3 separate regions of the Homo sapiens genome follow, and all the other regions are linked to region 2. A link is a loop called in an ENCODE intact Hi-C map of the cell type or tissue named here. Cell type or tissue: chondrocyte. All regions are shown on one strand. Links, peaks and the distances in the headings refer to the core of each region. The heading gives the core; the rest is flanking DNA. Region 1 has its middle 98 kb from the start of MMADHC-DT. Region 2 overlaps KIF5C (kinesin family member 5C). Region 3 has its middle 15 kb from the start of MIR9899.

The links. Peaks named below come from ENCODE experiments on the same cell type or tissue, not always from the same donor. Only the 100,000 strongest peaks of a DNase experiment are listed, where the experiment ranks them.
Region 1: it touches region 2 in a loop (5-fold over the local background); 4 of 110 quality-filtered maps call a loop at or near these places.
Region 3: a loop joins it to region 2, with 6 times the contacts of the local background. A loop is called at or near these places in 50 of 110 quality-filtered maps.

What each region holds. Positions count from the first base shown.
Region 1 is chr2:149,483,460-149,494,539 of GRCh38, reverse strand. It overlaps a transcript of LYPD6 not described here. Among named protein-coding and RNA genes, the nearest start is that of MMADHC-DT, 98 kb to the left of the region's middle. In chondrocyte, for the core only: a CTCF peak has its summit at 4,065 (motif pointing right); no DNase peak of the experiment used is centred there.
Region 2 is chr2:149,010,815-149,021,894 of GRCh38, reverse strand. KIF5C (kinesin family member 5C) reads right to left here. Exons shown (of 26, transcript NM_004522.3): 25 at 10,212-10,325. The coding sequence ends at 10,219. Among named protein-coding and RNA genes, the nearest start is that of LYPD6B, 22 kb to the left of the region's middle. In chondrocyte, for the core only: CTCF peaks have their summits at 4,102 and 4,322 (motif pointing left); no DNase peak of the experiment used is centred there.
Region 3 is chr2:149,309,432-149,320,511 of GRCh38, reverse strand. It overlaps the pseudogene FAM8A3P. Among named protein-coding and RNA genes, the nearest start is that of MIR9899, 15 kb to the left of the region's middle. In chondrocyte, for the core only: CTCF peaks have their summits at 6,659 and 6,884; no DNase peak of the experiment used is centred there.

The DNA.
Region 1 (11,080 bases), core at 1,989-6,988, 470 kb before region 2:
CAGAAAACCAAACACTGCATTTTCTCACTCATAAATGGGAGTTGAACAATGAGAACACATGGACACAGGGAGGGGAACATCACACACTGGTGCCTGTCAGGCGGTGCAGGGCAAGGAGAGGGATAGCATTGGGACAAATACCTAATGCATGTGGGGCTTAAAACCTAGATAACGGGTTGATGAGTGCAGCAAACCACCATGGCACATGTATACCTACATAACAAACCTGCACATTCTGCACATGTATCCCAGAACTTAGAGTATAATTTAAAAAAAGAAAATTAATCTAAATAAGGAAATGGAGATGGGGGTCTAAAAAGGCCTGAGGAGGTGACATCTGAAGAAAGACGAGGAAGAAATAATGAGGCCAGTGTGAAGGTCATGATGAGCATTATAGAGACAAAGAAAATTAAGGAAGTAGAGGCAGAAATGAATGCAGAGCCTGGGTTGGGGAAGCAGCACAATCAACAGAGAGGTTGTGGGAGAAAAGAGAACACAGGTGACTGGGGGCAGGTAATGGAGGGTTTGGGTTTTATTCCAAAGGGGAATGACATGATCGGGTTTATATCATTTAAAGATAATTGTAGTTACTGTGTTGAGAATTTATGGAATGTGAACAAAGGTGGAAGAGGCACACGAGTTAGGAGGCTGCTGCACCAGTCCAGCCTGGAGGTGGATGTACCATGGATTAGGGTAATAGCTATGCACATGATTAGAAGTGGTCATATTCAGGATATAATTTGAAGGCAGAGATAATAAAGTCTTCTGATGAATTAGATGTAGTATGTGAGAGAAAGAGTATTAAAGATGACTCCTTGGTCCTGCATCAGCACTACTGGATGAGTGATGGTGCCATTGTGATGGAAAAATCTGGGGAAGAATACAGTTGAGAAGGTAGAAATTGAGGTTCCGTTTTGCCTTGTTTTTTTTTTTTTTTCTGAGACAGAGTCCCACTCTGTCACCCAGGCTGGAGGCAGGGGCATGATCTCAGCTCTTTGAAACCTCCACCTCCCGGGTTCAAGCAATTCTCCTGCCTCAGCCTCCTGAATTGCTGGGACTACAGGTGCACACCACCAAGGCTTGCTACATTTTTTTTTTGTATTTTTAGTAGAGATAGGGCTTCACCATATTGGTCACGCTGGTCTTGAATTCCTGACCTCAGGTGATCTACCCTCCTCGGCCTCCCAAAGTGCTGGGATTACAGGCATGAGCCACCGTGCCCAGCCTTGCATATGTTTAATAGAGCTAACTTTTAGGCATCCAAGCTAAGATGTGTGTGTAGCTCAGGTGAGCGATTTGGACAGATGACATGAATTTGAGGGTCATCTGTAAAGAACTGTAATTTAAAGCTATGACACTACACAGGATCTGCGGAATGAGGGTAGATCCAGAAGAGGAAACAGCCAGGATCTGAGCCTGGGGCATTCCTGCATTTAGTCAGAGAGAGAAGGCAAGAAGGTATGAGAGGAACTCAGAAAAGGAAGACAATGGAAGACAGAGTTCAGACGCTGCCAAGAGATGAAGATGAGGACTGGGAATTGGCCTTGGGAGTTGGCAAGATGGGGGCTGCTGACTTTAGGAAAAATATTTCATGTAAGGGTCGACCAAACACGATAGGAGCGGGTTCAAGAGAGAAAGGGAGAAGAGGAAGTGGGGATATCAAGGACAGACCAACATTTTAGGGAGTTTATTGTAGAGGGAAGTAGAGAAGTGGGGCAGTGGTAGAGGGAGGTGTCGGTCTAAGTCAATATTTTTTCTTTTCCTTTCTTTTTGCAACAGAAGTAGAGGGAGGATCAGTTCTCCTCACTCCTATCACAATGCACTTTCCATCTGACCACATGGATTCTCACTTCATTTGAACTGAGATGAGAAATTATGATGAACTTCACAGTTGGAAGAGTATTTGTTAAAATGGGTGGTATTGCAGCACACTTATACACTGATGGGAAAAAAAACCCTAGTAGAGCTGGAGAAATTATGGATGACATAGGACAGGAATTGACAAACAATTGTTGCAGGACAAATCCGGACTTCTGCCTACTTTTAAAAGTAAATTTTATTGAAACATAGTGACAGATATCATGAGACTTACAATTCCTAAAATACGTATTATCTAGTCTTTTACAGAAAAAGCATGCTGACCCCCGATATAGGAGGTCAGGGGAAATTAGAGGAACGGTGGACTTGAAGAGATTAAGAGAGATGAGATTCAGGGTACAAGTGGAAGCACTGGCCTTAACTACAAGCAAGGACACCTCCCCTCTGTAACTGGAGAAGGCAGGTATGGTATACAAATCACATATTAGTGAATCTGGAGGTGCTTCTTCAGGTTGTTTTCTTCACATTATTTATATTTTTTCCTTTAAATAAGAAGTGAAGTCATTTATTGAGAGTGTGGAGGGAAGAAAGTGTTGGATCTGAAAATATGAGAAATGCATTTAATAGCACCAAGGCAAGGGAAGGTGATGAGAAGAAACATCATATCCAATCATGCAACAAAGAGTATATATCTGCATAGATCTTCCTTCACTGGAGAAATTGCAAATTAAAATACATTAACATGGGACCTCACACAATCACTAAAGATCAAGAGGAAAGAAATATTCTCACCAAGATTTCAAGAAGAAAACAAATGGAAACTAATAATTTGAGATATTAACATCTAGCAAAACTTAAAATGTGTGTTCTCAATGACTGAGTAATCACATTTTCAGATAATACTCCTTAAATGTGTAAACATAAGTAAATAGATAAATAGCCTAATTCAAACACTTTTACTGCAGTCCTCCTAGAAAGAAAACAAACTTGATAACAACCCATATTTTCATAGCAGTGGTACAGCCAAATTAATCCTGGTATATTTATATAATGGAGCTCAGTATATATGTAGATCTTGAAAACATCATGTTGAGAAGCATTCAATTTGAAAAATATTATGTACAGTAAATCATTTATGTAAAATTTACTTACACAAAACAATGTTGTTTATTAATATATATTTAGTAAACATATAAAACCTGACTCACAAAATTCATGACAGCATTTCACTCTGAGGAGAGAAGAATAAAAAGAAAAAACCAGGGAAAGGCTGATAGAGAACTCAATTTATTGGTAATAGTTTACTTCTTTAAAAATCAAATGAAATATGACATATTAATATTTGCTAATTCTGGATGGGAAGTACATGGGTATTTATCTTATCCTTTTTAAAAACTTTTTTATCTTTAGTTATTCGAAATAAAAAATAAATTATAACAGTTTATAAAATTTTGAAAAAACACAAAAACAGGAGCTGAGATAGGTTAACAGGATGAGAATCACCATTATAAAAAGCTCACCAGCCTGGACAACACGGCGAAACTCAGTCTTTATGAAAAAGTACACACACACACACACACACAAAAAAAAAAAAAAAAAAAAAAAAAAAAAACCCAACCAGCCATGGTGGCATGCACCTGTAATCCCAGGTGCATCTACTCGGGAGGCTGAGGTGGGAGGATTGCTTGAGCCCAGGATGTCAAGGCTGCAGTGAGCCGAGATCGCACCTCTGCACTCCAGCCTGGGTGACAGTGTAAGACCCTGTCTCAAAATAATAATGATAACAATCACCATCATCATCATCATCCCATTATCTCAGTGGTCAGGGATGCTGCCGCGAGTAAAGTACAAAGCCCTTCACCCTTTGCTTCCTACTTAGGGGCGTGCAGCCTGAGTCCCAGAATGGATTTCCTCTCCTCCCTATCACCTAGCTGGCTCCCCCTCATCCTTCATCTCTCAGTTTATAAATCATCCTCTCTAGGAAGCCTTTCCTATTTTGTAAAAGTGAGTTATACTTCCCTCCTTTGTACTTGAAAAGTTCTCTTTGTACCTCAACCTTGCAGCATTCATCACTCTAGTATAATTTCTTGTTTACTTGTTTGTCTCCCCTCTGAGATTGCTGGCTTCTGAGGGGAGGGGCTGTGTGGGATCCAGCGTTTCAGCTCCAGCTGGCATAGTTCCTAGCCCTGAGTACACGTGTCCTACATTTTTGCTGAATTTTGTAGCTTCCTGGCCCAGAGTACTGCAGAGGGCAGCATGAGGGTACTGAATGCCTGAAGATCCCAGCGGGAAAAAAGGCAAGACAAACCATCCACTGAAAACCCTTTGCTGGAGCTGGACTTGCATTTCAGAATCAACATCTAAAACTGATTTTCATGAGAAAAAAAAAAGTAGACTCATTTCATTTTTAAAAAGCAGCTGATCTTCAGTCTTGCTTTTTTTCCTTGTTTTATCTAAACACACAAGTAGGGAAAATTGGTTCAGAAATGATTCAAAATTGGATTTTTCTTTCACAGCCACCACTCAAAATCACCCACTTAAACCATTTTTCCTCATAAAAAAAAATCCAAGGCTCAGCCGTATGGAAAACATCCTAATAGACATTTTTCTGTTGTTGACATTTTTCTGTTGTTGCCATCTTGTCCAATTTTGGAAAACGTAGAAACCACATCAAACCTACCTATTTCAGTAAGGAGGAAAAGACGAGGGTGGGACGGGTGGGTAATGCGTGTTGCATAGAGTGAAACCACACCTCCCATGAACTTTGACCTTAGCCCATCCCTACTTTTAGAATCATGACTTAATATTGATGCCCCTTGGCTTCAGAGCTGTTGGTCAGAACACGTCAAAGGCAGGAGCCCCATCCCCTCTGATTTTTGAGGAGCGCAACGTTTCTGGGACTTAACCTGAATGGTGGGTAGCACAGTTGTTCCCGAGTGTTCACTGCCCCTTCCCCCACTCGGTTTGCCCCTGCCACGTGACTTGCAGAGTCCCCAGTTGGAGGAGAGGGGGAGTGTGCTGCTCTGCGCTGCCGTATTGACAGCAGCTTGGCTAAGGGACCTGCTTTGGCCAATGAAATGAGACCGGAAGCGAAAGTGTGTGTTCCTAGCAGAAGGTGTTAAGAGGCATTGTGGCTTCCCCACAGCGATCTTGCTCTCTTTGCCCTCTATCAAGAGAATGGCATGCTCCAGACAGAGGCTGCGCTTGTAGCCTGAATTCCAGAATGAAGGAGACCAATGGTGCCAACTTGCAGCTGATAGTGTGAGCAAGGAGGGAAAACAACAACAACAAAAACCCTTTCTTTTTGAAGCCACTAAGCTTTTAGTGTTGTTGGCTACCGTGGCATAACCTACTGAAAGATGACAGATAGTGAGTTTAATAATAATAATAAACTAAACTGTGCCCCACACAGAAAGCACCAGGGTGCGGCTCAGCGGCTTCTGTGGAAGGTGGGAGGGAACTGTGCCCGGAGTTGGCCTCTTTTCTTCTGCAAGCCCACGTGTAGTGAATGTTCTGTTTCTGGTACACAAGCCGACAAAAAGCCTTTTGATTTTTTTTTTTTTCATCCCAAAGACCCAGAATTTTCTGAGTCTAAGACAAGCTGCCGTGTTCCACTGAACTTCCCAGGGAGAACTTTGCTGTTTGGGCAGAGCAGATTGTTTCCTATCTTTCCAGTCTCATTGGTTGGAAGTGCTAGAATTTCCCAAATTAAAGTGTTTTTCCCCCTGTTGATTTTGCCATTAGCGACAACAGCAGCTTCTCTAGGAAGTTGGAAAACCTTTCATAAAATATTTCCAGAATGTGGGTGTAGCCTAGAGCCTGCCTGTGGTTATCTTATTTCAGAGGAGCAAGACAAGAGTTTCACAGTTGCAGAGAAAAAAACAACAGCGTTTCATGGAAACATGGTGCTCAGCAGGGGTGTTGCTCTGAAGGAAAGAAATTCGACTAGAGAAAGTGATTAAAATGCTCTATTAACACTGGAAATGTAGAATAAACTGGATATTGCATCCATTTGGTTTTAGCGCATTCAATACATGACGTTATTTCAGCTCACAAAAGAGCATTCTGTACATAAAAATAATTCCCTTTCAATACCAAATGTACACGCTGTTGAGAATTCAACATGCCATTCTTATTTGCTATTATCATAGGTCACGACAGTGCCTCTAACTTACTATGTGACCTGGGATAAGTCATATCTCCTCTTTGTGTATCCATGTTCTCCTCTATCAAATGAACTGAGGATGTTTGGTTTAATTATTTCTGAGGTCCCTTGTCACATTTTAACAATAGAAATCTTGCTGCTTCTGTGTACATTTGGTCATTTGAATCTGCTAGTTTTGAATCATCTGCTAGTTTTCATTTGAATCTGCTAGTTTCCTTGAGCCAGTTTTACTACTTCTTTATTATTACTATTTATTGATATGCGGGCTTTGAAAGTAGGTATTTTCTCTTATTTAACAGTTGCTGTTATATTGAAACCTGATATTGATTGTCCCTAAAATGATATTTCTAATTTGTAGATTTTCTTAACAAAAATTCAGAATACAGAGTTGCAGAATCTAAAAGGGATGGGGTGGGGTGGGGAGGGGATGAGGTTTTTCTTCTGCCTGAAGATGGCAAGTGAGTTAATCCATGTTTCCAAAGAAAATAATCATAAAGCTACTCTTAAGAGAATTTCAGCATCTGTCCTGCATCATAAGGCAAGAGTGTTGATTTCCAATGTGCTCCCAGAGTCTATTCTTCATAAGCCAGGACCTAAGCAACAGAAGTTGGTGGTGTGATAGCGACCTCTCTGTTGGTGAATAAAGGGAAGGAAGTAAAATCAGTCACATCAGCATCAACATAGCTGCATGTGGCAGGGCTGAGAAAGGCTCTCTAAGCTTGCAGGTCATTTGATTCATGATCTGTCACACGGTAGATGCCTCAAGCCTTCAGAAGAAGTGTGTGCTGCACATATAGTCAATGGCCAGTGTTGAATCTCTCCTGGAAGGTAAAATGACTTGTCCCATGAGCAGCCTTCCTCCCAAATAATTCCAGAATGGGCAAGGGCATTAACTCATCTTATCCAAATGTCTCCGACTTTTCTCCACTGAGTTAACATAAACATTCTTGTTAATATTTCCAAATGAGAAAAAAAGAGATCTCAAAGATAAAATATTGATGGGATACCAAGTTTAGAGAGGCTTTGCAGATACAGACATTCTCATACACTGTTGGTATAAGCTTAAATTGGCACCTCTTTCAAGAGGGTAACTTGGTAACATAGAACACAGCTATAAACGCATAAAATAATTCCATTTCTATTAGTTATCCCACAGTTACCTCTAGAGGGTGCACAGATGTTTATGGCATAATTGTTTATAATAGCAAAATCTAGACACAACTTTTAGAACACACTGAATTTGAGTAAGTAGGGGATGAGTTAAATAAATTATGGCCCATCTATACAATGGAATACATACAGCCACTTAGAAAACAAAATGAATCTACATGTGCTAGCAGCAAAAGATGTTCCATATGTACTAATTTTAAAAGGCATATTGCAGATCTTGTTTTCTACATGTATATATGAATTCATTCACATAATTATATAAATACATGCAAAATTGTATATGCATTAGAAAATATTTAAAAAGTATACTCAAGAAATTATTAATAGCAGTTATTGCTGAAGAATGGGAAGAGATGGAGTGGAAAGGGAGAATGGTTTTACTTTTCTACAGAACAATTTCAAATTTCAATGCTCATGCATTACTTTTATATAAAAAGATTTTCAAAGTAAAAAACTAGAAACACCTAAAAAATAAGAAAGAGGAAATGATGAAATAAATTATGGCGCAATCATAAAATGTAATACTAACCAACCATTAAAAATTATTTCCTACAGTTCTACTTGCTGACAGAAAAATGTGATATATTGGTAAATTTTCAAGGCAGTTTACAAAACAAAAAGAGAAAGAGGGTGAGCCTGATAAGCACCGGAGCCCCTTAGGGGTGCATTCCAAGTCATGGTCTTTGTCACACCAGTGCCAGCACAGTGCCCAGCACACCCGTCAAGAAAGGACTGCTCATTTGATGCTCGCACATGCCTGCACCTGCACATGCTATGGGCTTACATTGCTGATGGCTGACCCTCGCAACAAGCTCATTTATCCCATTTTACAAGCAGAAGATTGAAGAAGATTAGGGAGAGTGTTTTAACTAGCGAAGCTTGAATCCGAACCTAGATTTGTCTTTTCAAACAGGAATATTTGTGAGACAATTAATCAACACATCAAAAAACATTCGAATGAACTGCAGAAAGATTATAGGACTACACTTGAGTTAGTACAAGAGTGAATGTGGAACTCATAATTCAGGAAGAGATCATTACCTTATCGAAACACCTGAGCAGTGAGGGGGCATGGTCTTTAGACCAGGTATTGAGTTCCTGATTTCTTGACTTCAGGTATATAACTGGAAATAAATATTGAAAGGATCATTAATAATCACATAGTTCACTGTTTTTCAAACTATAAGTTTTAACCCATTAGTGGAGTCATGAAATCAATATTGGTGTGTTGAAATTAAGACTTTTAAAAAATAGTAAACTGGAACAGAATGGAATAGAGACAATATTCAAGTGTAATATAATAATGAATACTGTGAAGGTCTATATCTTTTTGTGAAATGTATTTCAGTTGCATTTTTATATACATTAGAAATATGTGCATTGAGTCACACTACAAACTATTAGGATGAATGGCAGCCAGAAATGTTTTAAAACCCCTGATTCAATGTCTACTCCTTCACCAGTTGGTGACCCTGAGGTCTGGCGGGATTAGGTGGCTCCTTTAGGCCATAGTGTCTTTGCCTGCAGAACCTGGCTCCATATTGTGCTTCCCATGTACATTTTGTGTTTTAATGTTCCCATCTTTCAAATGGGGCTAATTTTGAGCTCACCTTTCTGACAGGGCCATTAGGGGAATGAAATTATCTTAAAATGCTTTGAAAAGATAAAACCTATAAATATGGAAACTCTACCCCATAAGACTTGCCGTGCTATTAATACAGGATGAGCTGCTGGGCTCTGGCAGGATCCAAAGTCACTGGCTCAGCGTCAGACAAACAGAGCAGGTTTCATGACCTGGAGAGTGAGAATTCCAGGTCCACATATGCTGACAGCTTAGAAAAAATGTTTCCAATCCCTAAATGGCTCACAGGTAGAGAGGAAAGCATGTGGCACAGGACCAGCAATGCAACATGGCAATGAGTACTTACAGAGCATTCCACATCACTGTCCTCCAAACGCCTGAAAGCAATTCCCTTTCAACTGCAATCCTTGCTCTATCTGCAACCCTTTAGCCTCAACAGGTGTACTAAATTGATAAGAAAGTTGCAATTGTGATTCACCTTAATGCTTTTTCCAGTGCCTTACTCTACTCAGTTTCATGCTGAGTAAAAACTTGCTTTTCTTTAGTCTACCAATGTACCATTTTATTACAGAAGTACAAAATTTTCTCCCCTCAGGAGCATAAGGAATGCCCTCCCCTTCTCCATCTCAAGATGTAAACATTTCATTCCTCTCTGGCCCTTAACTATGATCACTTGTGCTACGAATCCTTTTGGCTTGTGCTGAGGGGCCCGTGATGACCCAATTAACAGGGCTCTTTATGGAAGGTTTAATATCAGGCACTCCACATGCATAGTCAAAACACTGTGGCTGGATATCAGATATCCCAAGACAAGAAACAGAACAAGGCTAAGAAGTAGATGTTGTGAGATTGCTAAGTTTCCAACTTTTGTTGGGTTTTGCCACCTTTGGTTTGGTGTGGTCTGGGCATGGGCAGTACTAAAGATATCCTTAGAGGGATACAGGGAAAAAATAACACCAAAAACGCAGTACCTTTTTGCAGTTGTTGATCCCTTTTTTTTTAACCTAAATTACTCATTTGCTCATTACAACTGGTTTGATTTAGGTGTGCTTCTTTTTATCTTACCTTGTTTTGGTCCCACTAGGATTGGCCTGAGCTGGAATGTTCGTTTCTTGATTTGGAATTCCATTTCTAATCCTTGCTTATTCATTTGCTCAAAGAACAGCCCAAACACCTTGACACATTAATTTCTAAGGAAAGCTTTGCCTGCATCCACCAGGTTCTGAAGGATTGCTGTGCATGGACTACGGGGGTAGCTATGGAGCTAGGAAGGTCTGTGTTTGTATCTGAATTTTCTCTGCCATTTATGGTCTTTCCATAGGATCCAAGCTTTCTCCTCTCTATTCTCATGGAAGACATTTTAAATCTATGCTTAGTGTTTAGTCTGAAAAGGATTTTCCACTGGACAGAAGCCGTGGCATCATGACAATTCCTGTGTAAAATTAAACATACCCCAGCCATAACTGCAAGCTGCAGTCCTCTGGCATTGACACTAGATCACTTATTTTTCAATAAGGTACAGGATAGGGATAATCAGTCCACACCAAAAGAGTCACATTGGGTCCCTTGCTATTCTAATCCATTTCTCTACAATCTGAAATGTCAAACAGTTTGGTAAACTTCAACCTAAATCAGTTGACAGTACTATAGGTTTATCCAATTCAAGTAAGTGGAAACTTAATAAGCAGTTGAAAGAGAGCAACCCATACACAAATCTATTAACGTTTGTTGTAAGCTCACTGTGTGCCCAGAGTTAAGAGCTTTCCATGATCTCTTTTGAGCCTCAACACAATGTGAAGAAATTTAACTGAGGTCACTTCGCTTTTTGGTGGCTGAACCATGACTTGAGACCTAGCCTGCTGATCCCAAGCTAATGCTTATTCCATTTTACAGTTCTCTCTTGTCACTATGATATACACCACATTTTCTGGATTTATTTATTCTGGCACTGATTGTAAAATGTGCCATTAGGTTCAATAGCATTTCAGAAAAAAAGTATACTTCAAAAATTTCTAAATTTAATTCTATTTTTAATTGACAAATAATAATTGTATAATTTATGGGCTGCAATGTAATGCTTTGATATATGCTTACATTGTGAATGATTAAGTCGAGCTGCTTACCATATCCATCACTTAACAGACTTATCAATTTTTTGCAGTGAGAACATTTAAAATCTATTTTTTTTAACCAACTGCAAATAGCATATATTCACCTCCTCAATTGCATTTATTTACAGTCAGAATTTGAGTCTAAGCCTTCTTCCCATTTAGAGTCTTCTAAATAATTCTTGACCAGTGAGTCAGAAACTTCTGAAAGAAGGAAGAGGTCAAGAGAAAGAGAGC
Region 2 (11,080 bases), core at 2,252-7,251:
AGATCTTACTATAGGTTTTGTGCAGAGCTCATGGTACTCTAGGGGATGGGGACAGGGATGACAAGAGGGAGGTAGAGCCTTATCCTTAAGAAATACATGGAATTACCTGGTACTGGAAATACAACAGCCACTAAGAAAAGCCCAACTTCTCTTTTGATTAAAAAAAAAAAAAAAAAAAGCCCTCTGTAACCTGACACATTATGCATTATGCTTTCTGTTTTGCCTCTAGAAGGCTTATATCAACATTTGGTGCTCAACTGTGGTAATATCTCAGATTCCCGCTACCATGCTCTTTTTTTTCTTCACTCTTCTGATTTATATGTTATAATATTGTAAGCAACCTCACATATTTTGCATAAATCAGCAGGATGTAAGTTACATATAAATAGAAAAATTCTCAGTCTAGAAAGGGGTTATTAAAGCAGATACAAGCAAAGTGGGTGAAAAAGGGAGAAGAAATACGGAACAGAAACTGAATAGAAAAAAAAAAACAGAACAACACATTCTTTTTAAAAATACCACCTCTTGGCCAAGTGCAGTGGCTGATGCCTATAATCCCAGCACTTTGGTTTGGGAGGCCAACGCGGGTGGATCACTCGAGGTCAGGAGTTTGAAACCAGCCCAGCCAACATGGTGAAACCCCATCTCTACTAAAAATACAAAAATTAGCCCGGCATGGTGGCTTGTATGTGTAGTCCCAGCTACTTGGGAGGCTGAAACAGGAGAATCGCTTGAACCTGGGAAGCAGAGGTTGCAGTGAGCCGAGATCATGCTGCTGCACTCCAGCCTGGGTGACAGAGTGAGACTCAGTCTCAAAAAAACAAAAACAAAAACAAAACCACCTCTTCACTGACAAGAAAAAATATTCACAGAACTCATTTGGTATAATCACCCACAGTGGCAAAGCTACACAACTAAGAAGGGCTTAAACAACCCTAGAGGGTGATATTTCTGTCATTTTTAGAAGTCACAGAGAGTAAGATGTCTTTGGGAAGAACATGGCCTTTCTGGTGAAATTTTGGGCTTATTGCCAGAATTAGAAGTGAAAAACCTAAAAGCATGGTCATAGTTGTTATTTAAAATGCATTCTGAGCTGAAAACCAATAGGAGTGCCTGCCTGAATGCCACCACTGAAACTGCCATTTCACTTTCTCACAGGTTCATTTCTCCACGCACGCTATCCCCCTGGTCAGATAAGATCCCCTTGGTCGGATGAGATGGCCGTTCTGCGTGCCTGGAGGCAGAGAGGTGCCAGCACATACCTTGGATTGTGGGATTATGGCCTGACGCAATGTTTGCAGCCAAACCGTGTTGACACAGCAAGCACTAGACACAAATGCAATGGGGCGGCCTCAATAACTCCAGCAGACCATAAAGTGACACAATTTCCCCCTGGAAGGCCTCTCAGTCAAAGCCCCCGATCCCCGCTGGGCAAGATTCAGCAGGTTTTGGCTCATAGTTTGGAAGAAACACGGGGCCACAAAGGAGGCCCCACCTGCTTAGTTTAGTCACCTCAAGGAGAGTGAGAAAGGAGAGGAAAAGCACAGGAACTCTGCCAATGAAGGGTCCTTTCTTTACTAGGATGCAGCGTTCCTCTTCATCCCCAGTTAAGGATCTCTACAGGCCTGTCTGCTGAGAAGTCTTTCCAGCAGGCCCAAGAAACATGGATTCCAGCAGGATGCTCTCATCCATCCTTCCCACTATCTGGATCTTCATATCCTTAGATAAATTCATGGGAGAAAATAGATATAAATTTTAAAGGTAAATGGTTTTGCCCTGAGATAAAGCATTTCTGTCTGTTCTAATCCCAGAGAGACTGAGGAGTCTGGAGAATCTTTAAAACCCAGTCCTGTTGACTCTCTTCCAAGTAGCCACTCACTCACTTAGAGGCAGGGGACTGGACCAACTGACCTGCTCTAGGACTTCCCCTGGCACTCTGCCAAACTGGAGATGGTAATTCAAAGTGGCAACGTGTGACCAGATTTAGGAGGAAATAAAATCACCTTTCTTTAGAAGGGGTGGGGAAAGCTAATGAAGGAAGTTAATTATACAAGGGTTTTGCAAGAAGTATTTAGAGACCGTTTTCACACCCAACTTGGGCTTTTGCAATTGCTTGCAGTGGATTTAAGCTTAATCCAAACAGTACATAGTTTTAGTTTTTCTTTTGCCTTTTTATAATTCAATCCCCACATTATAAGAATTACCAATTGTACTCTACTTATCACTGCTGAATAGAAGTGGATTTATCTCATTGGAGCTTTGGTACAATCTGCTGTGGAGGAACAATTTTAGTTGCTCTGAATTTATGACTCTGAGAACCATGAAGCTGAGGAGTATTAAAGTGGAGGAGCCTACTGTGCTGTAGATGGAATCAGGAATTCTTGCCTCCGGGTGCTCCACAATTCCCTTCTTTGGGTTGAGATTGCCAGTTTCAAAGTCCTCTGCCATAGCAGCACCTACCTACAGTTATTTCTGTCCTCTCTCCCTGCAGTCCCACCTCAGCTGTCTTTTCAGGTCTGTCCCCATGACCACTTTAACATTAGCTAACATGCACGGGGGCCTAATTTTTGCCAGGTATTCTTCTAAGACTTTTTTCTCTCTTCTTTCACATTCTCTCATTCAATCCCAGACAAGCCTGTGATACGGGCACTATGATCCCAACTTCCCCATTCCACAGTTTTCTTAGCTGTCCAATGGCCAAGAATCTTGTCTGGTGTGACAAAGGGGGATTATCTTTATATACTTCAACCAAAACAGCACACCGCAACAGACAGAATGCAGAAACAGCTGGGGGAATCCAGCTGCCATCTATTAAATAACCAGGCATCAAAGAGATTTGCAAAAATGTAAAACAATGCCATTTGGCTATTTTTTGTTTTGAAAATAGTTATTTTCATTACAAATCACATTTGTGGTAACATGTATGGGCTTATTACTATTTTTTAAATGAACCCGGCAGTATTCTAAATATTTTGCTTTAATTTCTAATATGATACATATCAATAAATATAACCCATATATATATATATAAACTCATTGATCCTTTTTTGTTTGTTTTTTTGAGAAAGATTGTCATTCTGTCACCCAGACTAGAGTGCAGTGACACAAACATGGCTCACCACAGCCTCAAATTACTGGGCTCAATTTCCCACCTCAGCCTCCCAAGTGGTTGGGACTACAGGCGTAAGCTGCCATACCTAGCTAATTTTTAATTTATTTTATTTTATTATTATTATTATTGAGACAGAGTCTCGCTAAGGCTGGTTTCAAACGCCTGGCCTCAAGTGATCCTCCTGCCTTGGCCTCCCAAAGTGCTGGGATTATAGGCGTGAGCCACCATACCCAGTCTATTGATCCTTTTTAAGAGGAGAAAAGGTCCTAAGGCCAAGAACTTTGAGAACTGTTGCAGAGAAGATCATCGCTCTTAGCCCAGGATCTACCACTCATAGTTATGGGATCTTGACAGCTCATCCCGCCTCTTTGGGATGTAGAATGAGGAGACAGGATCAGGTGATGAGGACAACACAGATGAGCACGGAGTGCTTGTTCAGTGCCAGGCACTAGGCTAATCTTCATGTATTTGTTTTTATTTGTTTATTTATTTTTGAGGTAGAATCTCACTCTGTCACCCAGGCTAGAGTGTGGTGGCATGATCACAGCTCACTGCAGCCTCAAACTCTCCAGCTGAAATGATCCTCCCAGCTCACCCTTCCAAGTCACTGGAGCTACAGGCATGCACTACCACACCTGGCTAATTTTTTTATTTTTAGTAAAGACAAGGTCTTGCTAAGTTGTCCAGGCTTGTCTCAAACTCCTGAGCTCAAGCCATCCTGCTGCCTCAGCCTCTCAGAGTGCTGGGAGTACAGGAGTGAAAGAATTGAGTCACACCACGACACACAAAAAACAGGCATCCCAAACTCTACAAGAAGCAACGCACTCCGGGGTCGCATTGCACCTAGCTCTTTATTTTCAGAAAAAGCCCTTCTTTCATTAAATTATGTGAAGTTTGGTGGTTTGGACTTTTTATTTGTGGTTTTATTTCGATTTAATTTCTAAATTTGTTTTGACTTGACAGTTGTATAAGATCTGTAAGTAGGGAATGTATACTGTTTACAATGTGCAAATTGTATTATAATAAAATAATTTAAATCAACTCTGGGGATCTGTGAGAATTGTATTCCTTTCAAAATACTCTATTTACTACTCAAGTTTGAGATAAAATGGTCTAAATATAGGAAAACCAAGAAAAAAGACCATTCTGCCTTCCGTCTTTCAGAAAACATCTAAGGTTTCAGCAATGCCCTACTGGCGCCATCTGGTGGAGACATTTGAACAAGTCCCCTGGCTTGCCAAAGCACTGCCTGGAAAGGAAGTGGATCTCCAGGGCTCTCAAAACGAGGGAGCTGGGCAGATGTTTAATCAGGTGTCTACATTAAGTGTGGGGCTGCAAAGAAGACTCAGCACTGCCTGAGAGGTTGATTTTACACCGTCTCTGGTCTCAAGAGCGAGACCCTGCTTCCTCCCTCTCTCTCAGCTGATCATCTGGCTTCTTGCCTGCACGAGAAAACAAGCTCTAAGGTGACCTGGATCTTGCCTCCCAATGCACCCCATCTACCGCCCACCCACAGCTGTGCTTCCTCCTCTGCCCAGCTCAGCTATACCATCACCATCGCACACAACTATGCTGTAATATCTCCCATCTTACAACAGAAAAGCAACGCAGCCCCACCTTACCACCACATCGCTCCATTTCTCTGATCTCCTTCAAATAAAACCCCCAAAGTGGGTTCAGCTGCCGGCTCTATTTCCTCACCTAGTCTGTCTAGTCCATGCTAAGGTCACTGCCACCTGGCCTTCTTCAACCACCCAGTCTCTGTCATCATCTTACTCAAGCTCTGAGCTGACCACCTTCCTTCTAGGGTCAAGGTCTTCACTTGACCTCTGTGCCCCCACATGATCCTCAGGCCCCTCTGCTGGTGCCACCTCTTTTCTCTGGCCTTCCCATTTTCCAGTGCCTGGGCCTGGTCCAACTCGCCCCTCAGCTCCCCTCTCTGCTGTGCCCACCTTTTCTCTAGGTTGCCTCCTTCAGACCTGTGGCCATAAACACAATCTACAAGTCACAACTCTCCAGCCCTGGCCTCACCTCAGCCTCTCTCCTGTGCTCCAGACCCACGGATCCAGCCACCTGTTCCACACACCCACTTGCGTGGTGGGCTCAGCTGGATGTCTGAGAGGCAGCACATAAGCAACATGATGGAAACCAAGCTTTCCCACAAAACCTGCTCATCCCCCGATTTTCCCTGGCATGGTTAAAAAGGGACCAATGTTTCCCTAACTGCTAGAGCCCACAAAAATCTAGGAACTACCTTGATTCCCTTCCTTCCTCCTCTTCTTGCTCTCAACCCTCATCAGTAAGCCTGACAGCTGAATCAGCTCTAAGCAGGCACTGACTCAGGCCACTTCTCCCCTGCTGCCACCACCTGGGTCTGGTACCGGACCCTCCCCCATGGCCACCTACAGTGACGCCCTAGGCAACCCCCAGTGCTTACCCCATTCCTACCCCTTCTTCAGGGTCCAGCCCAGAGTGGCCTTGTCTAATCATGAACCAGCTCCCACTGCTTCCACGCCCACAGCCCCAGTGGCCCCTCACACTAGGCTACAATCTAAGTTGCCCACAGCTTCAACACCTTCATTTACTTGGGCTCAACTCCCTCCCCATCCACTCTAATGAAGATGGGTTCTCCCAGATCCATGAGCTACTGCCTTATCAGCCTTGGTAACATTCCTCAAATAACCCTCATTCATTCCTACCTTTGAGTGATCATCGAACCACTTTCTCCCAGGTTGCTGTGTGCCTGGCATTTTTCATCACTCAGTTCTCAACTTAAATGTCACCCCCTCTTCTAAAACAGTGTTCCTATTCCATTAGCCTGTTTTTGTTTTCTTCTGAGCACTTACCACTACTTGAAGTTACCTTATTTTCTGTCCATCTTCCCCTAACAAGCATATCACTGGACAAGAACACAGCCTTCTTGTCTGATTCACTGTGAAACCAAGTACAGAGCTAGGCTCTCAATGCCTGATCCCACTTAGCCGGTAGGAAACCTAAAGCTGACAGAAATCAAGTAACTTGCCCAATGTCACATGGTTGCACTGCACTGCCCCATATGTAGCTCTGGGGTTTGAAAAAGATCATCTCCTCCTGAGGCAGCCCCCTGTGGATTTGAACCAGATAAGATCAAAGCCAGCATTATCCTGGGTTCTTTTGATTTTTGTATATTGGCATCTTCATAGGCTCTGAAACCTTGAGAATAAACCAAAATACTCATTATGGCTATAATTCTTGAACCCTGAAATGAAGCAGAAGGAAATTCCAAAGATATCCAGCTGTAAGAATATGTGCTTTGACTCCACAGGAGGGCTGGGAAGACACAATTGAGATCATTTCTACCCAGGGAAGAGATACTTCAGAATGAAAATCCCAAAGGTCAGGAAAGACTGTCTCAAAAAGGCTTTGCTCTCATCTAAGCAATGAATTCCATATTTTCAATTACTTTTCAAAAAGGATTTAGCATTTCTTTACTTTTCAATTGCAATTCCTGAATCTGTTGATTACTACCCCTTTTTAATCTCCACTGACAAATGCCCAGTCATTTCTTAAAAATAGTCATAGCTTGTAGATAAGTAAATTATATATATATGTTTTTTAGATAGGCTCTCACTTTGTCACCTAGGCTGGAGTGCAGTGGCACAATCTCGGCTCACTGCAACCTCTGCCTCCTGGGTTCAAGCAATTCTCCACTTCAACCTCCCAAGTAGCTAGGGTTACAGGTGTGCATGTCTACGCCCAGCTAATTTTTCTATTTTTAGTAGGGAAGGATGTTTCACCATGTTGGCCAGGCTGGTCTTGAACTCCTGACCTAAAGTGATCTGCCCACCTCAGCTTCCCAAAGTGCTGGGATTACAGGCATGACCCGCCATGCCCGGCCAATATTATCTTTAAAAGCCCTTATGTCAGTTCATAGCAACAACTAGGATACTCAGTTAGAAATAGGCCTTCCCTATCCAGTCGCCAGGATTTATTGCTATAGAGGAACTAAAAACCATTTAGTAACAACTATATGAATTAAAGGACACTATAAACCAACATGTATCAACTACCACCTTCTGCAGTGCTCATCTATACTAGCAGCTAACATTTTTATTGAGCAATTGTTATGGGCTTAGAAGCATGACCTCATTTAAGCCTTCTGTCAATGCCAATGACCAACATAAAAGATTTTCCCCATTTCATATATGAGGAAACAGACCTGAGTTTAAGTAACTTGAAGGAAGTGGAAGACCTAACACCTGAACCCAGGTCCCTTGTCCAATGCCAGTCCCCTCAGCCACACTGCCATCCTGAGAGCTGTAAGAGGGGGCCTGTTTATTTTGTAACCTGGTGAGAGAAGCACCTAGTTACAGAAGCTGTGTCTGAAGCTGTGTGGAGAAGGTATGTCAAGGAGGCTCTGAATTCAGATAAAACCATCAAAACCACTTGTAACACTTTGAGTAAAGAAACAAATTGCCAGCTGGGTGCAGTAGCTCACGCTTGTAATCCCAGCACTTTGGGAAGCTGAGGTGGGGGGAATCACTTGAAGTTAGGAGTTCAAGACCAGCCTGGCCAACATGGTGAAACCCTGTCTCTACTAAAAATACAAAAACTAGCTGGGCATGGTGGCACATGCCTGTAATCCCAGCTACTCGGGAGGCTGAGGCAGGAGAATCGTTTGAACCCAGGAGGCAGAGGATGCAGTGAGCCAAGATCATGCCATTGCACTCCAGCCTGGGCAACAAGAGTGAAACTCCATCTCGAAAAGATGATGATGGGTTGATGGGTGCAGCAAACCATCATGGCACATGTATACTTATGTGACAAACCTGGACATTGAGCACATGTATCCCAGAACTTAAAGTAAAATTAAAAAAAAATGCCACAATGGGTGAGGGTGGTTCTTTCACTCCGAAGGTCTTGAAAGTCTCCCCAGACCTACTGATTTTCACTCTTCTGTATGAGAAGAGGCTACACTGGTGATGAATGGCCAGCATTTGGTTGTTTGGAGCCTACATAAAATATGGGACTGGCAGACCTTTGTTGGAACCCATGAAGAAGGTGACTGTCCCACTGCACAATCTCTGGACCCCAGAATCCCTGGACCAGTATATTTAGTAAGGCCTTGCTGGGAAACACACATACACCTCTATGTGTGCTTTCATCAAATGAGGTGATGCCTATATTACATCTAGCCCAGTGCTGCAGCATATTAGGTGGTCCATAATGCACAGTATGCCAGCTGCCCACCTCAACATCCACTCTCCCTGTCCTTGCTCTAAAAGCATTACCTTTCTTTGGGGTAGTGATGTGCCCAGCTAAAAGACTACCTTTTCCAGCTAGATGTGGCCATGTGGCTCAGTGCTGTCCAGGGAAAGGGAGGCATCAGCATTGCATGGGGCTTCAGGAAGGCTACTTAAAGGAGATTCATTCAGGACGGCTGCTTTTGCCTCTTCTCTGCTTCCTCTCTGGTTGCTAAAGTTGGAATGTAGGCATGATGGCTGAAACTGAAGTCATTTGGTGACCTTGAGCTGGCCTTGAGTTCAGGAGGCAGGCACGTGCTTAACCTAGTTAAGAGGCTAGGTTTCTGTTTTCACTGTGGAGATTCTTAACTACTGATGTACCACCTTCAAATTTCCCTTACATAAGACAGACGTAAACCGCCATCCTGTATAAACCATGGAGAGTTTTCAAACTTCGATGAATATCAGAATCACCTGGAGTACTTGGTTAAAAAGACAAACAAAGCCCAGGCCCTTCCTCTTCTAAGGAGCCTGGGCCTCTGGGTGCTCAAGGATGCTCACATCCACCAAAGTTCGATGACCACTGCTTCAGGCTTTTCTGTTCTAAGCTGCCCAGCTGGATCTTAGAGTTCCCTTCAGGTATCAGCCTCGATACTGACAATATGTAGTCAAAAGCAACTTTCTAACTTCCAGTTTCATTCTATTTCTGATTGGAAGCAGAGATTAGATAGGAATGGGGTGGCCCACCGCCAAGACCATTTCCCATTTTCCTGTCTAGAAGATGGCAGATGATGGCAGGCACACTGCCCGCCCGCGGGCTGCCTCCGCCTTCCCTCCTGTTCCCACTACTCTGACCAGCCCCTGGCCTGCTCGTTGGCACTGCCTGGGGCAGCACAGGTAAAAGTTGTGTGGGGGCAACTACCAAAGCATTTCCCTTGGAAGTTTTAGCCTATGCCTGGGCGATGCCGGGACCCTGAGTGATGGCTCCAGCCCCTCCTGCTCACCTTCTTGCCTTGATGCAGAAAGGACTGGATGAGGAGGGGTCCAGGCTTCACACCTTGCATGCTTGCCTGCCTTGGGAGCCAGCTACCCTAGCAAGGGCTTAGAGTCCAAGGACAATGTTCAGAGCCACCTCTTCCCATCTGCATGTTCAAAGTCAGAGTTTATCTAAACAAAGTTTTCTGGTCACCTAGTCATCTGTCTGCCCGCCCAACTAGTAACCTCTTTTCTCCATTTCCATCAGGATGACAGTTTTCGCTCTCTGCTTCTTCTCTTTTGGAAAGAATATCACTCGTTCCTTTTCTTTTTGCTGGGAGAGAAATGTCGTGCACATGGGTTGTGGGTAGAGAAGCTTGCAGACCACCATCTCAAAGAAAAAAGCATCCTGGACTCATCTAGATATCTTCTTAAAATCCCCACTTGTTGAGTTCAGATAGTAAACATAAAAACATCACTTTCTATTATCTGGCTCTTTCTTTATATTCTGTTCCTGAGACTTAAAGCAACCCCCAACTTCTGTCTGCTGTGGGTAAAGCAGTTGACAAACAGGTAATGCCCTTTGGGATGCCAATTAAAGAGGGGAGTCCCACAGGCAAAACAAAGCTCGGCTGAATCACTCACCACCCCTACCCCTGGAGGGGATTAGGCCGGGCCTGGCTCCAGGTCCCATGGGCCCCAGACAGCCTCAGCTAGAAGACCCCAGGGCTCTGGACTAAGTGAGGACAGGTCTGGGTCTCTGTTTACCTGGAACCCCCAGGGTGTGTGCTGGAGTAGAGCAGAACTCCTCTCTACTCAAGGTCCACTGCCAGGCAGGGGCTTTGGAAAGGCAAGAAGCCTCTGCCTCCAGATAGAGAAACCACCCTTGACATGGGACTCACTTTGTATTTATTTCTGGTAGTGAGTGGAATTTGAAGAGCTGCCTCCTCCCCCTCGAATGGCATGGACGGCCGTTGGAGATGAGGCCGGGTAGTGTCCGGGGCGGATGGGCTTGGCTGTATCCAACCAACAGAAAGAAGAGAGAACAGACATTTAGAAAAGTCTTAACAGCAACCCTGATATCTACAGGTCACCTGTGACAACTAAAAGTCACAATTCTTACCAACAGTACAATTCTTATCAACCACCAGATCTCTCTGAAAATGGGAAAACTATCAGTATACTTAGCAAATCCAAGGCATCCAAATATTTAGGGGACAGAAAGAACTTAAACATCAATTAGCTCATTTCTAATTTGGGCCAAGAAAAGTTAGAAAAAAAGATTTTCAGTTTCATCTGAAATGGATCGTAGGTTCCCCATGACTTTCAAGGATATCTGTGTAGCCCCTGAAATTGGATGCAGAATTCTGCCTGTGATGCTGTTTTCTGGGGAGAGGGTCCATAGCTTTTAATAGATTCTCAAAGGGTATGAAATCCTACACATGCAATGAACCACTATTCTAAGGTATGATTTAAAACTAGAAACGTGAAACTGCTGGTTTGCAATACATCTACACAGCAATATCTGATGGGAAATAAATTACATGTTATTGGAGATGTTTCAATTTAAAAAAAAAAAAAAGGAGAAGAAGCTGTTTAGAGAATATTCCTAAATTGTTTTTGTCCCTATGGCTATCCTGGGAACCAGGACTCTGGCTACACCCTCATTTCCTACATGGGCAAAATGCCCAAATCCATACAGGTCTTGAAGAGGCTGAGACTCCAGACCTCCCCAGGTTCTGTGCCAGCCTGTAGCCACACCCTGTCATGG
Region 3 (11,080 bases), core at 3,803-8,802, 300 kb before region 2:
TCCCACGGCGCCGCAGCTTCCGACACTTCAAGCAGCCTACCTGCTCCTGCAGCCCCGCAAGGGAGCCCGAGGTCGCCTCCCGGCTCCTCCTGAGCCCGCGGGGTGGCTCCGACCCATCAGCGGCGGTGGCCTGGGGGCCGGCGCGGGGGCATGGGATGGCGGCAGGAGGGCCCCTCAGGGAAGGGACGGGCTCCTGGTCCCCTCCGCCCTCGTCATGCCCCAGAGGACAGCCTCGGACTTCCTTGGGCCCCTCTGCTATCATCGCCTCAGCAGCACCCTCCGTGGTACCCGTCACTGCTCTGTCTTTATACACCTTTTTAAAAAAAAATCTCTTCCAATTCACAATTGCTTCAAAGAGAATAAAATACTTAGGAATCCAACTTACAAGGGACGTGAAGGACCTCTTCAAGGAGAACTACAAACCACTGCTCAATGAAATAAAAGAGGATACAAACAAATGGAAGAACATTCCATGCTCATGAGTAGGAAGAATCGATATCATGAAAATGGCCATACTGCCCAAGGTAATTTATAGATTCAATGCCGTCCCCATCAAGCTACCAATGACTTTCTTCACAGAATTGGAAAAAACTACTTTAAAGTTCATATGGAACCAAAAAAGAGCCCGCATTGCCAAATCAATCCTAAGCCAAAAGAACAAAGCTGGAGGCATCACACTACCTGACTTCAAACTATACTACAAGGCTACAGTAACCAAAACAGCATGGTACTGGTACCAAAACAGAGATATAGACCAAGGGAACAGAACAGAGCCCTCAGAAATAATGCCGCATATCTACAACCATCTGATCTTTGACGAACCTGACAAAAACAAGAAATGGGGAAAGGATTCCCTATTTAATAAATGGTGCTGGGAAAACTGGTTAGCCATGTGTAGAAAGCTGAAACTGGATCCCTTCCTTACACTTTATACAAAAATTAATTCAAGATGGATTAAAGACTTAAATGTTAGACCTGAAACCATCAAAACCCTAGAAGAAAACCTAGGCAATACCGTTCAGGACATAGGCATGGGCAAGGACTTCATGTCTAAAACACCAAAAGCAATGGCAACAAAAGCCAAAATTGACAAATGGGATCTAATTAAACTAAAGAGCTTCTGCACAGCAAAAAAACTACCATCAGAGTGAACAGGCAACCTACAGAATGGGAGAAAATTTTTGCAATCTACTCATCTGACAAAGGGCTAATATCCAGAATCTACAATGAACTCAAACAAATTTACAAGAGAAAAAAAAAACCCATCAACAATTGGGTGAAAGGATATGAACAGACACTTCTCAAAAGAAGACATTTATGCAGCCAAAAGACACATGAAAAAATGCTCATCATCACTGGCCATCAGAGAAATGCAAATCAAAACCACAATGAGATACCATCTCACACCAGTTAGAATGGCAATCATTAAAAAGTCAGGAAACAACAGATGCTGGAGAGGACGTGGAGAAATAGGAACACTTTTACACTGTTGATGGGACTGTAAACTAGTTCAACCATGGTGGAAGTCAGTGTGGCGATTCCTCAGGGATCTAGAACTAGAAATACCATTTGACCTAGCCATCCCATTACTGGGTATATACCCAAAGGATTACAAATCATGCTGCTATAAAGACACATGCACAGGTATGTTTATTGCAGCACTATTCACAATAGCAAAGACTTGGAACCAAGCCAAATGTCCAACAATGATAGACTGGATTAAGAAAATGTGGCACATATACACCATGGAATACTATGCAGCCATAAAAAAGGATGAGTTCATGTCCTTTGTAGGGACATGGATGAAGCTAGAAACCATCATTCTCGGCAAACTATCACAAGGACAAAAAACCAAACACCGCATGTTCTCACTCATAGGTGGGAATTGAACAATGAGAACACATGGACACTGGAAGAGGAACATCACACACCGGGGCCTGTTGTGGGGTGGGGGGAGGGGGGAGGGATAGCATTAGGAGATATACCTAATGTTAAATGACAAGTTAATGGGTGCAGCACACCAGCATGGCACATGTATACATATGTAACAAACCTGCACATTGTGCACATGTACCCTAAAACTTAAAGTATAATTAAAAAAAAAAATCTCTTCCAATTCTCTCCCATTCATCCAACTCCATAGTCCCTGTTCCAGGAACCATGGGCAAAACTGCCTTACTGTACTAAAAAGTGATAACAAACTCTGAGTCCTAACTTTTACTCCCCCACTTCATAACAAATGCTTTAAAGAACTTAAGCAGAATGTCTGCTTTCACTTTGTCACATTGTTACCCTGGTTCTTCCAAGCACTCAGCTTTCCCACCGAGCTTCTTTTAGACATCTTCGGGTATCCTTTGATGATGCATCTTCTGCTTTCACATGCTCTGGCGTTCCTTCACCGGGGTCTTTGTGGCCCCACAATTTCCTCCCACAACACCATTACACAGAGTGGGTATTTGATAAATATTAGTTAAATGATTAAACAGATAAGAATGAAAATAAAGTTAGGGTTTTACAGGAATATAACAAGATTTTACATTCAGATGAGCACGCTCCCCTTCAAAGTAGCGACTTTGGCACATTACATTTTTCATTCCAGTGGTGCTGCTTTCATTTGAAAATATATTCCCTCTCCTATTTCTGCTTATTAAAATATTGCCCTTTCTTTAAGTAAAATTGTTTTTCTTAAATAAATTATTGACTTTCTTTCCCTCAATGAGCCAACAATAAATTTAACATGTCTTAACATTTTATTCATTTTTCAATATCCCAGGTAGTGTCCAATTTATCTTCTTTTCCTCTAACAAATATAAGAAGTTTATATAACAGGCACAGAGTAAAAATAAAAATTCAGATTCTATGCAAAGCTTGAGAGACTTTGGCTCAAAAAACCATCATATTTCCAGATGTATCACTAAAAGTAATTTTCATTTATTGGACACTGATGGTTGACATTAAGCTCTTGAAATATCATTAAAATATTTATGCTCTAACCAGTTTGCACAGTCAAATGACTTTTAAAAAATCATTTACAGCTAAGCTGCTGTTATGGAATTTATTATAAGAACTCAATTTTCTCTACCAGTTTTCCTACAAGGAAACGGTAATCCTGGCTACCAGTAGAGACCCCTTAGTTGCTTTGAGACATCAATCAGTTTTATGTCTCAAGGCAACTAAGGGGCGTAAGTGTCTTGTTTGTGTCACGGAGCACTTTTGCGTAAACACATAGACCATCCTACATGGGACTGACACTATAATTCTTCAGATAAATAAGCTTTTGTCCTAATGACCATCTGACAATAAAAATATTGGGGGCTAAGGAGAGGAAGTTAAGGGAGATGGGCAGATATATATAAGCTAAATAGGATATTGTAAAGAAAGTCTAAAAGTTTTATTACCTTCATTTTTTCTAGTTTCTATCACTCCACTTGAGAGCAAGCATAGTTTGAATTTTTCCCTGTGATCTTATTTCTGTACTCAGGGCCAGGAAAGGTGAAATGGGTAAGATTTTAAGACACTGCGTTTCCACCATCCCATCAACTTTTTCCCTTACCCCCATTGCTGATGCCTATAATTCCACCATCAGAGCAAGTTTCCTTAGTCAGATGGCAAAGAGGGTTTATTTTGAATTGAGTACTAATCTGAAATGTGGTAATGGCTGCCTGGAACACAATGCTAATAGGGATCATGATGCCAATTTGATGGATCAGTTAACCCACTTTTATTTTAATTTTAGGCATGTACAGATTGAGGTAGTTGGGACATCCAGATAAGATTACCCAGTGGGTAGTTGAATGTGCAGGTCCGAAGTCCAATAGAGACAATAGAGATAGACATTTTGAGACTTAAGTATAAAGTTGAACCTCTCACTACTCTCCACTTGTGTCCATAATAGACAGGGTGATCCACTCATGCACTTGTTTCTTCTGAGCTCAGCTTGTTTCTTTGTACACTGCTGCTCAAAGCCACCACCAACAGACAGTTGGAACCAGATATGAAAAACAATCTTCATTACAAGTTGTATTAGGTTGGTGCAAAAGTAACTGCAGTTTAGAATTACTCCATGTTTAGCACTCTGTGGGCTAGTACAACAGGATAGTAGTCAAGGAAGTGTTTATGATAGTAAGATCATTATTCAAGTGACTGACCATGTTATCTAAATTGGATAAAAAAAAAAGAAAATAACAGGAATATACTTTAAAATAATTTTTTCCTCATGAGTCACAAGAATCACTATGCCCAGGTACTGTATTTTCTCACCTGGTTTCCTTAGCTCTTGTGAGTGTATTTTCATGCATAGATACTTTTTCAAATTGATGTTCCTGCAGGGAGATGGACCTGGAGAATGCTATTATGCCATCTTCCTGAGGTCCCTCCCAGTCCCAAGAATTGAAACCAATAGAATTCCCATGTCTTGTGCTAACCAATTCTGGGACCAGGAATACTTTTCTCTCCCTATGTTAAATATGATTGAGACCAAGCAAAAATTAGCCTAACTCTTTGCTTCATAAATACCTGTTCCTGTCCACCTATTTAAACTGTTTTCATTTTGAGAATAACTTCTCAGGGAGTGAGTACTTCAAGATCCTCACCTCACTGGGCCTTCCAATCTAAAAGTATCATGTTATAAACTGCCCGTTCGAACCAGTCCATTTCACAGGGTTTTCAGAATGCAGGAACTATCTAGTTTGTCTTTGTGAGCCTAAGCTGAAACTGGAAAAGAAACCTGGAGTATAAGGATAATCTTTCAATCACTTAGCAAATGCCACTTTTGTTAAGTATCCCTCATAATCTCATACAGATACATGAACACACCTCCTACAGTGAATTCCTTTATTGTCTTTGCCACTCTCAGCAAGGAATTGCACGTGTGTGCATGAGTATGTGGCGGAAGTGGTAGCCTCCCACAAATTTCAAGTCCTTTTTCCTGTAATTAAAATACAGATACCATTGGGTGGGTAAAGTTCTGAGTGAATTGCTTAACAAGCATGAGCCAGATTTCGACTATTGTGTTGTGAGTAAGCCCACTCTCTACTGGGAAGTACTTGGGGGCTAAAGTGCTTGCCTGTATTTCTTCTGCAGATGTCACACCTTGTCACCAGCCACCCCCACCGTGAGGAGAACACCCTGCAGGCATCTGTTCCCTTGAGTAAATGCCACCCTCCAAAGGGTTTTATTCTTTCTACAGGATAAAACATGCTTTCTTTGCACAAAGTCCATTCCTGATTCCATAAGGGGCGCACATGCCAAAAAAAAATTCTTCTCAGAACTAAATAAGTGATCTAAAATGCAGAGGATACAAAGTTTTGTGTTTTTCCCACTGGCTGCATCTTATCAAAGGAAAGATTCTTATTGCTGAATTATGAACAACTGATGGTGTGCATTAATTAAGTTATTGGAGTGAAAAGAAAAAAAGGGAAAACTAACAAGTATTTTGGTTGTCAGACACAGGAGCCTTTCCATGCAACAGAGTAGAAAAAGCCTGGTAAGATGTATTTTGTTGGATTTCTTCAGTCTTTGCCTGGGGCAGTGCAACCCCTGGCTTTGAACAAGGTCAGGTGCATTGTGCATGCCCACGATTTAAAGAGCATTGAAAGATTCCTGCAGGGGGTGTAACCCCAGTAACAAATGGCTCTGTGGAGGAGAAGGGACCCCACACAGACTGCCTCTTTATCTCCCAAAGGTAGGGGCCCTGCAGGCTCTTAACTAGTGGGGGTGGGTTAACACCTGCTCCCAGAAAAAATGTACTCAGGCTCTCTGGTCACAGGTAGCTGACTTCCTGATAGGCAAGGCTGGAGGCCCCTTTCATGGGGAATTTTTCTGTCTCCGTATAAATGCAAAATGGATTGTAAATAACTGTACAATGTTTTCCAAGTTGAAGGTCAATAGGCACTAACTCTCAAAGCATGTAGCAAGGAAATCCCCCCCGAAAGTGTCAAATATGTGTACACATTTCTATGTTGTATATAGTTGTCCATTTTTTTATTTCAACATTACCTTTGGATATATAAATATTTTTATTAAGCGTCATAGTGCACTTGATTAAGAAAATTTGGGATACCTGGAGTAAATCAATCAGATAATTGATATTTATATTGAAGCTTACTGTGTGTGGCTACCAGAAAATATGTCATTTAGGGAACACTTTAATGATAAGTCATGGTCCCTGATTTTAAGCGGTTGGCAGATTATTTGGAGAATGGTGCATGCACACACATAACATTTCTAGCAAATCAACAAGAACCAACTTGTACAACATACCACAAATATTAATAGAAGATATCGATGCTCAGGCTCTGTCAAGTGGAGGAATAAATAGGAGTTAATCAGAGGTGTCTTCCACAAGGATTTCTTATGTTGTTGTAGAGGATGTGGATCTCACTCCAGAGACTTGTGCTTGAAAGAAATGTCATTTATTTACCATTTTCAAATGAATTAATTCAGACTTTTATAATGATCAAAATGCAGTGAATTCACCTTCTGTGAACAAAAAGCAATGACAGATGAAATATTTTTTAAAAAGAAAAAAAAAGCGGGAAGATCTAACTAGGCTCTGGTACAAGATAAACATCTCCGTGGACCAGAAACAAAAGAAAACCATAAATCGTGGGTTGTCTGAGCTCTGGAAGTAGACACTAGTGACTGAGGGTTTGGTCCCTATGGGAAAAGGAGTTTTAAATGTGAGTGAGACCTGGAGCAGAGCCAGGCTTCCTATGTGATGCCAGAGGCAAACAACGCTCGCTGCTCTATTATGACTATGGCTTCAGATGAAGCTGCAAACCTGAAGAGACAAAGGGCGAAGACGAAGTGTGACTCCCAGGAACCGAGCCAGCACCATGCAGACTCGGTAATGGATCTGCTATACTCCACAATGTCCCCTAGGGGCAGTACATCCCAAGCTGGATTGTAAACCTGATTCTGGTTTAGGAGTGAAAGGGCTGGGCTAGGTAAAGAAAACCACTAAATTCTTAGGGAGGGAAAAGTTTGAAGGGGATGCTCAAAATGAGCCTGCAAACCAAAGTTCAAAAACACATGAAGAAGTCTAATTTCTCAAAGGACAGCCAAGGAACAGAAGACTTGGTAGTATAATTCAGAAACAGTAATTCACCCGAATAAAAATTATTTTAGAGAATAGCCTGAAAATAGGTCAGAATAAATTTGTTGATGTGGTTCAAAGACATAATAAAGCATTTATACATTAAATAAATAAATTATGGAACATAAATAGGCAGAAATGAAATGAAGCAAATTAAATCACATCATCAGCTCCCACATTGTTGGAAGAGCTGGGAACCAGCCTATGTAATAATCAGACTCCTTCCCCTACCTCGGAAGGGATGATAAGACTATGAGGCTTATCTAATATTATAAGATGAATGAAAGATCCCTATGGTTAGTCCATCCTGGCCATTGTTACTATCCTCATGTCTAGGCTCTTACAGTCTTCCATGATGACTGAACTGCTTGAGTTACAGGTGGACAGAGGTTATATGAAGCTGAGACCCCCTCCTGTTCAGAGCTGAGACTGCCTACCTTGCATCTCTTCAGAAGTCATGTCACTGAACAGAATGCCACCAAGAAGGAGGACACTTTCTCTCTTAGAACATTCTATTACTATTGTGTTTAAATATACAGATTCTCAGGCTGGGCTTGGTAGCTTAATGCCTGTAAATTCAGCACTTTGTGAGACCAGCATGGGAAGATTCCTTGAGCCGAGATATTTGAGACTAGCTTGGGCAACATGGAGAGATCCCATCTCTACAAAAAAAAAAAAAATTAACCAAGAGAGGTGGCCAGTACCTGTGGTCCCAGCTACTTGGGGAGACTGAGGCAGGAGGATTGCTTGAGCCCAGGAGGTTGAGGCTGTGGTAAGCCATGTTTGTGCCACTGCACTCCAGCCTGGGCCTCAGAGTGAGACCCTGTCTCCAATATATATGTTATATATATCAGATACGTATCCATATACATATATAACATATATATAATTGTGTGTGTGTGTGTGTGTGAAGGGGAGAGAGAGAGAAAGGTTCTCCGGCCCTACTCAGAAATTTTGATTTCCTAGATCTGGGGCAGGGCTTAGAAATTAGCATTTCTTACCAACTCCCTTATGATTCTTGTGCAGCAGGCCCATACTTTGGAAAACACTAATATCGTTTACAATCCTCATTTTTCAAGTGATAAAATCAGGCAGAACCAGAGAGAACAATACTTGCCCAGGTCACACAGCTAATTGTTGTTATAATAAAGCCCAACCCTTTTTTTCTGCTTGTTTTGGGTTTAATTCTCTCCTGTTTGTCTGGTTTCTTGGGTGGAAACTGAAGTCATTGATTTGAGACCTTTCTTCTAATATAGGGGATGAGTGCTGTAAACTTCCTCCTATGCACTGCTTTATTGGAATCCCACAAATACTCATATCTTACATTTTCATTTTCTTTCACTTCAAAATACTTTTTAATTCCCATTTCAAATTCTGTTTTGATCCATAGATAATGTATAGGTGTGTCACTTATTTTTCAAATACTTGGAAATTACCCTCCCTGGACCACACTTCGAAACTGTTTCTAGGCAATAAGTTGGGGGCACTTACAGGGCTCACCTCATTTGTTTCCTCTCTCTCAGATATCACTGGCCTTCATTGCCTGATGTCCAATGTCCTGAAAATGTTTGCTTCATATATTTTGTTCAAGTTTTTAGTTGTTTCAGGTGGGAAGGTAAATCTGCTCCTTGTTATTCCATCTTAAGCAGGAGGCCACTCCAGCACCTACCTCACCCCACAACACAGCTAGAGGGTCAAAGCCGGGCCATGCCACAGCTCTGTGTCCATACACGATCCTCTCAGGGCAGCGTGGTGGCCCCTCCCTGCTCAACCTCATTATCCTAATTTCAAGCTTCCTTCAGCCGCAGGGAAACCTGTCCTGCCTGCAAAGAGGATGGAGCTCCTTGAAGAAGGAACTGTGTTTTCTCCAGCAGCTCGCCAATGCCCAGTATACACTAGGGGCTCAGTTATTGTTTGTCTTGTTTTCTTGTTGACTCTACTCTAACTTAGGACATGTCACTTTCCCCTGCTGACCTCCATATTCAGATCTGTGAATAAGAGTAAGTGGGTAACGTACCTTCTACCTTTAACTATAGAGCAAACCCTAAAACTAGAACCAGAAGCTGAGGACTTGTGAATGGGGCATTTTCCCTGGCATGATGGATAGGACCTACAGATGTGGCTATTAGGATGTTAGCTTGCCACTTGAATATTTCTGCAGAATTTTACCCTAGTTTTCAAATCAGACTCAAGAATGACCTTTAGTGTTGGTGGTTTTTTTGTTTTTTGTTTGTTTGTTTGCTTTTTCTGTGAGTGTGTGTATTTTGAGACTTTGACACAATAGCTTCTGGAAATCTTTTTCACGGAGAGTATGTGGGCTTCTTTGGCCAAATTGGGTGGATGAAGGCTCCCATGTGCTTGGCGGCTGCTATGTGAGCTGCAGCATGCCCCATGCATCCTGCTCTTCTACAGAGGTTTTTTCAGACATTACCCTGTGTCTGGCCATGTCATTTGTCAGAGGTGTAAAACCAACAACCAAAAGCCTGAAGCTGCTGGGATGAGCACCTGCTGCAGAATCCTGGCCCCTCACAGAAACATTAAGAAGGTGCTCCCGCCCTCCGCCACTGCGACTGCCAGGATCCTACTCCCTGGAACACCATAGTCTGTGTAGGCAGCAGACCTGGTGAGAGCTGCCATGATGGTGAGGGCTGAGAGCCAGATGGTTGGGTTAGAAAGGCAGCAGCCTGGCCTCCTGAGAGCAGAGAGACTCGGCCTCCATCTCCCACTGGGAGCTGCCATCTTGTCGCAGCTTTCCTCAGGAGCACTAGGAACGCTTTCCCAGGACCCCCTTTCTCAGCTTCCCTTAGCAGGACTCCCAGTGGGCTGCGGCGGCCGGGGACTTGGAGCAGGGAGCGGAGGGGCAGCCAATGGACCTGAGGTGGGCTGACGGCCAAGGAGCCTCCTCAGGGCCTGTCCCTGCCTGGCTCTGGGCCTGCGCTGCCTCCACAGCCTCCGGGAGTCCCCCTGTTGGAGACTTTAAACAGATCTGAATTGCCCCATAGCTTCCGGAATACAATGACATTTGCATGTCTTAATTTTTCTAAATAAAAGAAATCTGCTTCTGACACCCCTTTACCAAGGTTGATGGGAAGGTTGGCTATCAGGGCTTAGTTGACACTCTTGGATCTTACAAGAACCTCAATCTTACATTGCCAAGAAAAATGGAAGATAACTCAGTTGAAGTGGAGCTATTTTCTCTTATGCCTCAGGCCTTTAAGGGTATACAAACAACTAGCATCGCATACAGTCCCTCCAACACTCTTCCACACTCCCACTAAGCTCAGCTAAGGGAATCTTTGCTGGGACCTCCAAAGCTATGCTGCTTGGTTCCCAGTTTCACAGAGTCATTTCTATCTGAGATTCTACCATCTCTAGAATATTGTAGTGCAGTGACCTCATCGCTTTGCCCAGTTGCAAGAAAACTACCATACTCCAGGGTCAGACACTGTAACATAATAAAATATAATATATTTGGTCTCTGTCCCTGGTTCCTGCCATAGAGCTCCTAACACCCTTGTAATTTCCTAAGTGCTAGGAGTATTAGAAACATCTTTTGTATAATGTGGTCTTTGATCCTGGTTCTTGACACAGAATGGCCTAAATCCCTTAGAATTTCCTGAGGGGGATAAAATCATCTTGTGTTCTAATGAGGCAACTTTGGATAGGCTTCTGGCTAGGCTAGCTTCAGAATGGGAGCTGGTAGCCCCCATGGCCATGGTTAGAGCTTGGAACTTTCAGTCCTACTCCCCATTCTTCAGAAAGGGAAAAGGGGCTAGAGATTGAGGTAATGGTCAGTTATACCTCCCTAAAATTCCCTAAAGTATGGCGTTGAGAGAGCTTCCAGGTTGGTGAACACGGCCATGTGCAGGAAGGGTGATGCATCCCAATTTCACAGGACAGAGCTCCTGGGCTTGGGACCCTTCCAGATCTCACTCTGTGTATCTCTTCATCTGGCTGTTCACTTGTATCCTTGGTTATATTCTT